Linked DNA regions of Homo sapiens: region 2 is linked to region 1. Evidence: chromatin contacts called from ENCODE Hi-C or POLR2A ChIA-PET data. All regions are on one chromosome and are shown on one strand. Each heading gives the region's core, a stretch centred on a gene start or an enhancer-like site at or near the end of the contact. The rest is flanking DNA. Distances are from core to core; before and after follow the strand shown.

Evidence for each region. Hi-C counts contacts between places; a loop is a spot of excess contacts on that map. ChIA-PET counts read pairs that join two places held with the same protein, here RNA polymerase II (POLR2A). Pooled maps may share reads with other maps.
Region 2: a loop to region 1 is called in a map of A673, with 4 times the contacts of the local background. The contact joins two enhancer-like sites. A Hi-C loop is called at or near these places in 4 of 168 maps with a recorded cell type or tissue (A673, ascending aorta, heart left ventricle and 1 more), 2 of 37 single-sample maps with no recorded cell type and 1 of 50 pooled maps. POLR2A ChIA-PET finds 5 or more read pairs at or near these places in 6 of 52 experiments (K562, Panc1, RWPE1 and 3 more).

The regions. Positions count from the first base shown.
Region 1 is chr10:125,061,515-125,066,310 of GRCh38, forward strand. All of the region lies in intron 2 of CTBP2 (C-terminal binding protein 2), which reads right to left. Among named protein-coding and RNA genes, the nearest start is that of MIR4296, 31 kb to the left of the region's middle. RefSeq lists a silencer at 94-295 and enhancers at 174-223, 634-713, 1,469-2,066. Within about 2 kb of position 3,362, at least 15 of the 41 ENCODE cell types and tissues checked have a DNase peak (open chromatin) inside an H3K27ac peak, as active enhancers do.
Region 2 is chr10:125,100,215-125,105,155 of GRCh38, forward strand. All of the region lies in intron 2 of CTBP2 (C-terminal binding protein 2), which reads right to left. Among named protein-coding and RNA genes, the nearest start is that of CTBP2, 58 kb to the right of the region's middle. RefSeq lists an enhancer at 2,440-3,264. Within about 2 kb of position 2,762, at least 6 of the 41 ENCODE cell types and tissues checked have a DNase peak (open chromatin) inside an H3K27ac peak, as active enhancers do.

The DNA of each region.
Region 1 (4,796 bases), core at 2,112-4,611:
AAGGAACAGCCAGTTTGACACCAAATCCCACACATCCCAGTTCCAGGAGTGGCCTGGGACTCAGACACCAGGTGATCTGGGTATGGGAGGATATAACAGCGTCTACGGCAGCAAAGCCTGAGGCCCCCACACCAAGCCAGAGGCAACTGAGAGCTGGTACCACAGGCCAGACGGAGCCCCCGTGCAGCATCCTGGACCTGTGAGCTGGCCTGCATTCCTGGGTTCTCAGATGCACCTCGGTGAGGTGCCACCTCCTCACGGTCACTGCAACTGTCACACCCTTACTGAGAGGAGCAGCTGTAGCAATAAGCAGGCTCCCCGGCTCACGGCATCCTGGACACTGTTCCCGTCACTTTGCATGAATTCACTCATTCCTCCCAACAGTCTTAGGAACCAGGTATGCTTTCCTCATCTAAAATGACTAAACAGAGGCCCAGGGTAGAAAACAACGGGCCAAAGACACAGCTGGGGTGGAGGTGGGACCGAAGCCGGGTAGCCCAGGGATCGTCCACGCCCTGAGTTTGTGATGGACCTAAACTCCTGTGTGTTTCACTTCCTGTTTCAATTGCTAAACCGAGAGGGCCCTTAGCGACTGCTCCCACCAGGGCTGGAGAAGCAGAACCCAGCGGACTCAAAACGGTGCCTACAGGGGAAAACGGGGTGAGCAGGGGACGACTGAGTCCAGCCTCGGTTCTGGACTACTAGAAAGAGGTGCCCCTGAATGGGGGGACACAGGGGTGCTCTCAAAACTCAGCAAATGTTAGTCCTTTTATTTTAGGAAAATACACTGAACTATTTGTTGATGTAATAGAAGCTAGGGTTTACTGTATAATGGCCTAGTAGGGTGTGTCTGTAAGAGAACGCACGTGAAATGAGGGTGATGAGGACATCTGCTTTTTTAAGTCTGTCCTGTTTAAAGCTCTAACACTGTAACGTGGGGACAACTCTGAAGGCTGCGGGGAGGTTCTGGGACAGCAGACACCCGCTGGCAGCACGCAGCAGAACTCAGCGCGAGGGGTTAGAGTTAGGGTTAGGGTCGCTGCCATCAGTAATAAAAAATACGGAGGGACCGGGTGCGGTAGCTCACACCTATAATCCCAGCACTTTGGGAAGCCAAGGCAGCTGGATCACCTGAGGTCAGTTTAAGACCAGCCTGGTCAACATGATGAAACCTCCTCTCTACTAAAAATACAAAAAATTAGCCGGGTGCGGTGGCACACGCCTGTAATCCCAGCTACTCAGGAGGGTTGAGGCAGGATAATCTCTTGAACCTGGGAGATGGAGGTTGCACTGAGCTGAGATTGCGCCACTGGGCGCCTGGGCAACAAAGCGAGACTCTATCTCAAAAAAATAAAATAAAATAAAAAATAAACCACTGAGGGCACCCAAGGAACAACATCTGCTGTGCACCCGTTTTCCTAATGGCCCCAAGAGAGGCTGGCTGAACAGACAACTATGCTCAGATGATCTTTCTGGCGTTCCAGTGAGCAGGCTGGGCCTCCACAGGAAGAGAGCTCAGCCAAAGAAAGGACAGCTCCCCAGCAGCGAGGCAGGGCCCTGGGCAGCTGTGCACAGCCTCGGCCAGCCTCGAGCTGGACCTCAGCCGCAACTGTGTGCTGTGCTAAATGGCCATCATTGGTGGAACCAAAAACGAACAATGGGAAAATTATCACATTATCCTTCTACGAAGCAATCTGGAAAGCTAATTACGTGTTACTCTGCGCACATCTTCATCTCTGATGTGGAAACAGCATGGGCGAATCGGTCTGGTGGGGAAAAACATCATACTTAAGAAATACGGAGAATTTATTTCTCCGCAAGCCACATACGTGTTTTACCCCACACGTCATGAGGCCTGTGGCACCCCGATGGGGACTGAGCATTCACTCTTCTGCCCACGTGAGGAACCAACAAAAGCTGGCAAGGACACCCCAGGATAACACCCAAACACGTCGACTCGTGCGAAAGGCCTCATGCACGATCCTTTCTTGCTGTGGCAAAACCGTTAAGTTTCTCTCAACACACACAAAACCGAAGTAAAATGCTCATCCTCTGGCTCCCCTACAGTAGTAAAAATTAATTGCCACATAAAATTGCTGATTCCTACCAAATGAAGCTGTACGATTTATCAGCTCATGGATGGCGCAAACTCAATGGTGGTTTAACTACATCACCTGAGTTATTGCTGTGTTTTCTCTCAGTGACAGCTTTACGGGGAATGTAAGTTTTGCGAATTCATTCATGTAGGACAAACTTCCAAAGTAAACAAAAGCATTAAGCAGACACAGCTCTCCCGTGGCTATGTCACAGCGATTCTCAAAGCCACAGGGTGTCTGGGCAAGAAGGGTGGACACCCCGTGTAGGGACCCCTGCAGCAACTCCATCAGGCACGGTTTTCCCCCACCCCCAGGCTGCAGTGCCACCTTCCAGGGGTGCTCTCTGCTGAAGCCCTCAACCCCCCGCACCCCAACTTTAGAGGCCATCGTAATTTAATTATCCAACTCCAATTCCACATAGGAATCCAGTTATTTAAAATGCATTAAAAAAATAAATCACTGCCAGTAGGTTTTGTATTTTTGGCCAGGACAAAGAATTTATAAACAGCTTATATATATGGTGTGGAAGACAGTTAGATGGTGAATACCTCAGGGAACACCATAGTCTCCTCGGTTTTCACCAGAGTTTGCCTGGGAGCCGGGACATCCCTATCATTTTATGGGCTATTTCTGTTTTCTTCATCATTTGTCCCCTGTCCATTAGACAACAATGGATTGATCTTTTTCTAATCTGAATTAGGCCAGGCACAAACAGGTAAGTTACCTTCCGGTTTCCATAATTACGGGAACAGGCAAGTACTTCTTCCAAACTCAGGCCTTCAGAGAAAAATAACTGTGGTGGGAGGGGTGCAATCCCTGGGGAAACAGCGTTCTTGGTGAGGACAATGCTGAGGTCACCCATCGGTCTCCGAAGAATAGCAGTTCTACTTCTCAAGGGAAGAGAGCCCCAACTCTAAGAATTTCAGGTACATGAAAAAAAAGTGCCACAATCCATTGTCCAAGTTTGCCTTATGTTCTATTTATAGTCAGAGTGCGTGCTCTGAATCTGTTTTAGAATCATGTTCTTCAGGACAACTTGAAATAAAAATCAGAGAAGTTTAGTTTCAAAAAAGGCAGAGAGGTGACTATCCACCCAGGAGACTTCACCCATTCCCGCCACGCCAGTGTCCCCAGTCAGCCTTGACCCTGCTTCCCTGACTGTGTAGTGAGATGTGGGGATTCAGCCCAAGGCTTGTGGTTAAAGACAGAGGAAGAAAAGACAAAGAATGAAACCTTTCTGGTTTGGTGACTTAGCTCAGAGCTGGTCTGGCTCTTCTCTACTTTCTTGCCAAGTTTTGCATATTTGGGATTTCAGTTTCACAAGCTTCCCCACCTCACTGGTTTTACTGCTTAACGAGCAGAGAATATGCTCTAATGATTATCTGAAACACACCCACAGGTAACCACAACTGTTTCACACAGAACAGGAAATGCCCAGCAAAGAAACTCTCACTTGATGATGAAATGTTTGCCACTAGAAAATACATCGTACTGTCCCCATTCCATGGGCTCCCCAAACCACTCTGCACAAAAACTGTGGTTGCGGAGGGGCTGCTTGACAGACTGTTCTTTGACTGGGCTCTTCAGGTTCCAGTCTTTCCAGGGAGGTCCAGCCATCATCAGATCCAAATGGAAGTCTTGCAACTGGGGCACTCTGCTTGAACTCAAATGCCCCCAACAAGAGCCTTGTTCTCTTTGTGATGATTTCCTGTGCTGCACACATGAATCTGTGCTTTTCTCAATGTGCACTTTTTAAAAAATTGAAAACAACCCAAGGATGAGTCAACATTTTAATGCAGCTCATACCTGACTGTCAACTTCAGCAAAATAAAGGGAAGGAAGAGCAAAGCCCGCAGGGGCTTTGGGGAAGGCGAGGTGGCGAAGGGAAGAGGCAGGATCCGGCTAACAAATGCCAGTATCAGGGAAATACCAAGTCCACATCCTGCGCAGTCAGCTCCCCAGGATTTGTTTTTGTGGGTCTCTGAGCTGAGAGCTAAGGGGGCCGGAGGGAGAAAGTGGGAGGTAAAGTTAGAGGAGGGACTCACTGTAGGAGCACACTGCCAGCTCTTGTGGCCAGCCCCAGTGGAAAAGAAATCCCACTAAATTTACATCCATTCGTGCTCCATATGAAGAAGCTGAGGGTCACTGTCCTCTTCTAGCTATTTCATTCAGCTGGCTTTCCAGTCTATCAGAAAAATGCCATCATCGGCTGGGTGTGGTGACTCTCACCTATAATCCCAACACTTTGGGAGGCTGAGGTGGGCGGATAGCTTGAGCCTAGGATAGCTTGAGACCAGCCTGGGCAACATGGCGAAACCCTGTCCTAAGAAAAATACAAAAATTAGCCTGGCTTGGTGGCATGCGCCTGTAATCCCAGCTACCCAGGTGGCTGAGGTGGGAGGATCGCTTGAGCCCAGAAGGCAGAGGTTACAGTGAGCCCTGATTGTGCCATGGCACTCTAGCCAAAAAAAAAAAGCCGTCATCTTCTTGATGGTGAACTCCCTCTAATGCTCAGGCTGATGTCCTAACACCCAGGACAACGTCTGAGTGACCAGTGGCTCTTGGCTGAGGGATGTGAGCTATGAGCCCCTACATCACAGCTTCTGTTAACATGGCGATGGCTAGGCACAGGCAGCCACCCCTCTACCAAGCCACATCCCAAATCCTAACCCCAGCAGAGCCAGAGACTCAATGCTTTGT
Region 2 (4,941 bases), core at 1,512-4,011, 38 kb after region 1:
TATGGCAGAAGATGCTGTATTAAATGCAGACAACAGTGAAAAAAATGGTATTTGATGATTGGCCACCCAATTCTCAGAGTACAATGTCAAAAGCCAGAAATCCATTTATTTAGTAACCAAAGCTCAATATCACACAAGTCACTTGGGCTCTGGTAAGGGAAGTTCTACCATCTGCACTTGGTAATTCCACTGTTCCGCTCATTTCCTAGGTAAGATACTGGGAGCATGTGTGGAAAAGCAAGACAAGGCTACAACCCAGGGGCAAATACACGTGCACACACGTACACAAATCAAAGGAACAAACATTTTTGGAAAAAAAATTTTTTAATTTAATTTTTAAACAAAAATAAAAGAAGGCGTAACAACATTCTTATGTGCTGAAATTCTAAGCATGTCTTTATTTGTATGTTTAGAAAGGATCCTTTTACAGGAAGGAAGGGCTGGAGGAGATAAGGATGAGAGGAAAAACGCGAATAACATAAAACTAAAATTAATAGATGCAGAGTTGTCCTTCTTCCCATTCTTCCAGAATCCTCTTCCTAGATTGCAAATCAAAATCTGCATTTAAATAGAATGTTTTTAGTGTAGGAAAGAGGAAGCCCTAGGGTACAAAGGTATTGCATTCAGGATCTATGGGCACAATACTGTATTTTAAATGAGATGAAGACTTTTGAAATTTACTGAATATATGACATATTCCAAACTGTCTTGTTATTACTACTATTTTTACTAAATTCTTCTATCCTAATAGGTGTTTCTCTTTTATGGCCAGAACTTTTAATAAAAGTAATGTGATATTACATCATTCTATCAATTAAATCTTGAGAAAAGATTACACGATCCAGGGATCTTATAAGCTGTGGGCTCTGATAATTCCAGCCATTATTCAGTGTGAAATTCAAACAGTCTGAATTCATTAACATTGGTTGTTACAAATCGGCATTTTTAGACTTTGCCATAAAATGCAGGAGTCCAGACCCAGTGACCTGAATCTAACCGCCTTTCATGTGAAGTGGCCGTGTTCCCGGCCTCTCCCAGTGTGGCTCTCGAGAGAAAGCCTCATGTCTTCGTCCTCTCCATGGCTGGCCTCAGGCTCTTTGGTCACACTTAATGTTCAGGCAAATTGCAGAGACCTCAAGCCATTTAAAGGAGTAGAGACATGTTCCCAGGGAAGGATGTCCATTACGAAACAGATGTCCAGGTGGGCATAGGAGCGGGTGCAGCAGCATGGTGCCAGCACCTCGCCTTGGCTGCGGCTGGGATCAGCACACCCTCACAACTAAAACCCCAATGCGTGACATTTGGGAAAGGCTTCATGGAAACCCCAAACCTTTCACTGCTTGATAGGAAAACATTATTACCAGGTCGATGGGCAAGGAGTGAGCAACCCACATCCCAAGTGCCAGGTGGAAGACAGAACCTTCAGGAACACAGCAGACCTTCACGACCAAGAAAGGTTTGAGTTCCGTTCGTCTTGCATCGAAATGTTCATTGCAACATAGACCACAGGTACCGGCTTGGAGAGATGCAACCTGTACTACCTTCCCCTCCAGCCCAGCCAGGCGAGCAGGGCATCTCCCACATGCTAAGCCTTTGGCTGTGTGCATTTACTGCTGCTACTGCAGCAATCATCTTTGTGTGTGTACATATATTCATGGGGTACAAGTGCAATTTTCTACATCCATACATTGCATTGTGGTGAAGTCAGGGCCTTCAGTGCCTCGATCGCTGAAACAATGCACATTGTACCCACCAAGCCACCTCTCATCAGCCTCCCTCGTCAGTCCCCATAATGTCATTCCAGACTCAGCAGTCATTCTTGACTAAGCTCTTAACATGTACCAGGTATCTGTTAAGCCCCGTTCAGTACTGTTTCATTGAATCCCCACAACTCTGAGATTAAGCACTACTACCTGCTGCATTTGCAAGAGGGGGAAACTGAGGCACTAGGCTCAGAGGGGCATAGTTTGTCCAAGGTCAACACCATCAGAGGAGGACAAGGTCAAGTTGTAAACATTTTTTGGCCATACCATGAGGACTCTGCCCTCCTGCCATCACCAAGGCCAGGACCAAGTCCTGTGCAATTAGAATCATTACCTTCCCCTTGCAAACATCAGGAGGAAGTGCCAGAGCCGCTGGGGCTCCTGGAGGGAGTGACTGTTATGATGCAATTCCATGCTAAAGAATTCTTCCTGGCCACATCAAACTCTGCATCAATCTGCTCTGTTTAAACACACAGGCAGAGAGGGCTTTCCGGCCTTCAGCAGGCCTCTGCAGTGCTGCCACTTAAGCCCAGGGTTTGCAGGGGGGTGGGGATCAGAGCACAAATCAATGTTGAGTCCTCCTTCCCAGAGGAAGCTGTCGCCCTGTGTCATGGTTTAGAGGTCATCTTCTGCTGTAATGAGGGAGTGGCAGTGAGTTTCAATTGAATTACAAAAAGCCAGGAGTACTGTACTCTCATCAAAGTGAAGGTTTTTTTTAACAAATGTGGGACTGGGGCCGTCAGTTACACATGCAGGAAACACCAGCTTCCAGGCCTCTGAAGGTGAGCAAAGCAGCAGCCACCATGCTGGGTCCTTGAATTTGATACAGAAGCCATCTGAGCTTTGTCTCGAGGGACCCAGGCCTACAGGACTTGCAGAGCCAGTGGGCCTTCTTGCTGTCCTCATCATCCCAGCTTGGATGTAGTCAGGTTGGCTGAACCACATTATCCCTCACCTACGAGGCTGCCGCAAGAGCAGCACCCACAGGTGGCGGGAGAGTACAGCTGGGTCCCCACACCCTACCTGCATGGGTTTAGACTCCCCGCCCTACTTGCACAAAGGAGAGGCGGGGGCATGACTTCACTTCCCTGCGGTGGAAAGCTCAAGAACACGGCGTGATTATCTCAGAACATGCACACCTCCCCTGAACAGGTAGTATAACATGCTGGGTTGCCTTCTGTCTGCAGAAAACACTCCCAGCTAACACAGAACCAACCCAGCCTTCCAGACAGCTGCTGCGATGCGCTCCTACATGTGCCCAGCCCACTCCACACCCCCCTGGCCCCACTGCAGCCTGGATTCATTCATTCAAAAAATTACTTCTGGGGCATCTACAATATGCAGGCCATGCACAGAATTAAGGGGACAATGAGCTCAAGGAGCTAGCTCTGCTTCAGGGAGCTGCGGAAATCACTCTGGAAGGTTCTAAGTTCGTAGTCAGAGTCCTGCTCCTTGGTCCAAGTCCATTTACAACACTTTTTAACTTCCCCTGATACAGGAATCAGAAGGCTCAGGGAGTGAGAAGAGACACCCTTGGCTGCTGCACTAAGAGGGACTGAAGACTCCCTCCAGACAACAGGCCACCCAGGCAGAGGGAGCCCAAATGCTCACAGGAAAGCCAACCCCAGGAGGTACAGACGCTTCTGCGACATGCAGAAGAGACAAAGTGGCCTCGAGCAGCTGGAGCCAAGGTCTCCTAGGACGCAGGCCCCATCCATGCCCCCCAGGCGTCCCACCACCGCGGAAGTGGGTGATAGGGAGGACTCACTTGCCATGACCAGCTGAACCAAGGGGTATATCCTACAAACCTGCAGTGTCCGGGAAAGAGGCGAGCTTCCCCCAGGAAAGGGGGCAAGCCTGTCCCACAGCTCTGGGACCCTCCTGTAAGCACCCTCCCACCCCTGCTGAAGAGCCTCTCCCCCTACATCCCTGAGGAAACTGATCACCCAAGCTGAATTTTTCAAGGAGTTGCAGGTTACACCCTACCCACGACAACAAAGGTTTCCTTTGAGTTAAACAACGTATAGCTGAACCGGAAGAGGGAAGGTGACCACGGGAAAGGTGTTGCATTACAAGGCTCAGGAATTCGATACCTTCACCACCAATTCTCGTTTTCCACAAATCCCTATTAAAAGACAGCACGGTACCGTTCCCAGAAATCAAGGCTCACACCACGTGGAGCTGACTGGATGCTCACGGGGACATTCGATCCCAGCGGCCTGGAGAAAGGACGGAACAGGAGGACCCTGTGCGGGCGCCATTGTTGTTCATCAGTATACATTTATAAAGAAACGGAAATTAAACACTGTCATCAGATGCTCTGCACTGCTGCTCATCCACGGCTGTGTTTTTTCATCCTCCCACATTAACATTTCCCCCTAATGTTCTATCTTTTTGCCATATATAATTAATTTTAACAGCTTCTGCAACTTCCCCACAGGTTGTTGCTGTTTCTTTTAAACAGTATACTGCTGAGAAATTGATTTGTTTGCTCCGCGTGCCTGAAGAAACCACATTATGAAATATGTATAAATGTCACTGTTCGGGCTGCTTCTCAGGATAAGTGCAGAAAAACGTTCCATTTTACCTCCTTACACAGGAGTCCACTCACGGAGGCTACTCGCATGTATTACCCGTGTGCTCACACACAAATGCCGATGAATTACGCAGCATTTTCTTTGAAAACCTCCTATTTATCCTTAACTGGTACAAGGCTAGGGGAATCATCTTAATTGCTACATGGAAAGAATGAATTGCAAAAGCATTCAGTCGACCAAGAAGACTTTATTTTTAACAGCATGGGGCCAGGTGGAAGTTGCCAAGTTTGCCAAAAATAAATGAATCAACCAATCAATAAAGCAAATGTGTTCAGCTGGTGTTAAATGAATGCCTGGGAAGAAGGAAGCCACAGACAGCACGTCCTTCTTTCTCCCCTTCTCCCGCCCCCACCCCTGTGAAAACACCAGGCCCGAGGACACGAGGGTCATGGGAATTCTCAGCCATTTCCTAAATCGTTACTTTTATTTATTTATTAATTTATTTGAGACAGGGTCTGCCTCTGTCACTCAGGCTAAGTAGAGGGGTGTGATCACAGTGCACTGCAGACGTGAGCTCCCAGGCTCACACAATCTGGCCACCCAGGCATAGGCAGGCGCCGCCACCTGGCCGAGTTTTAAAA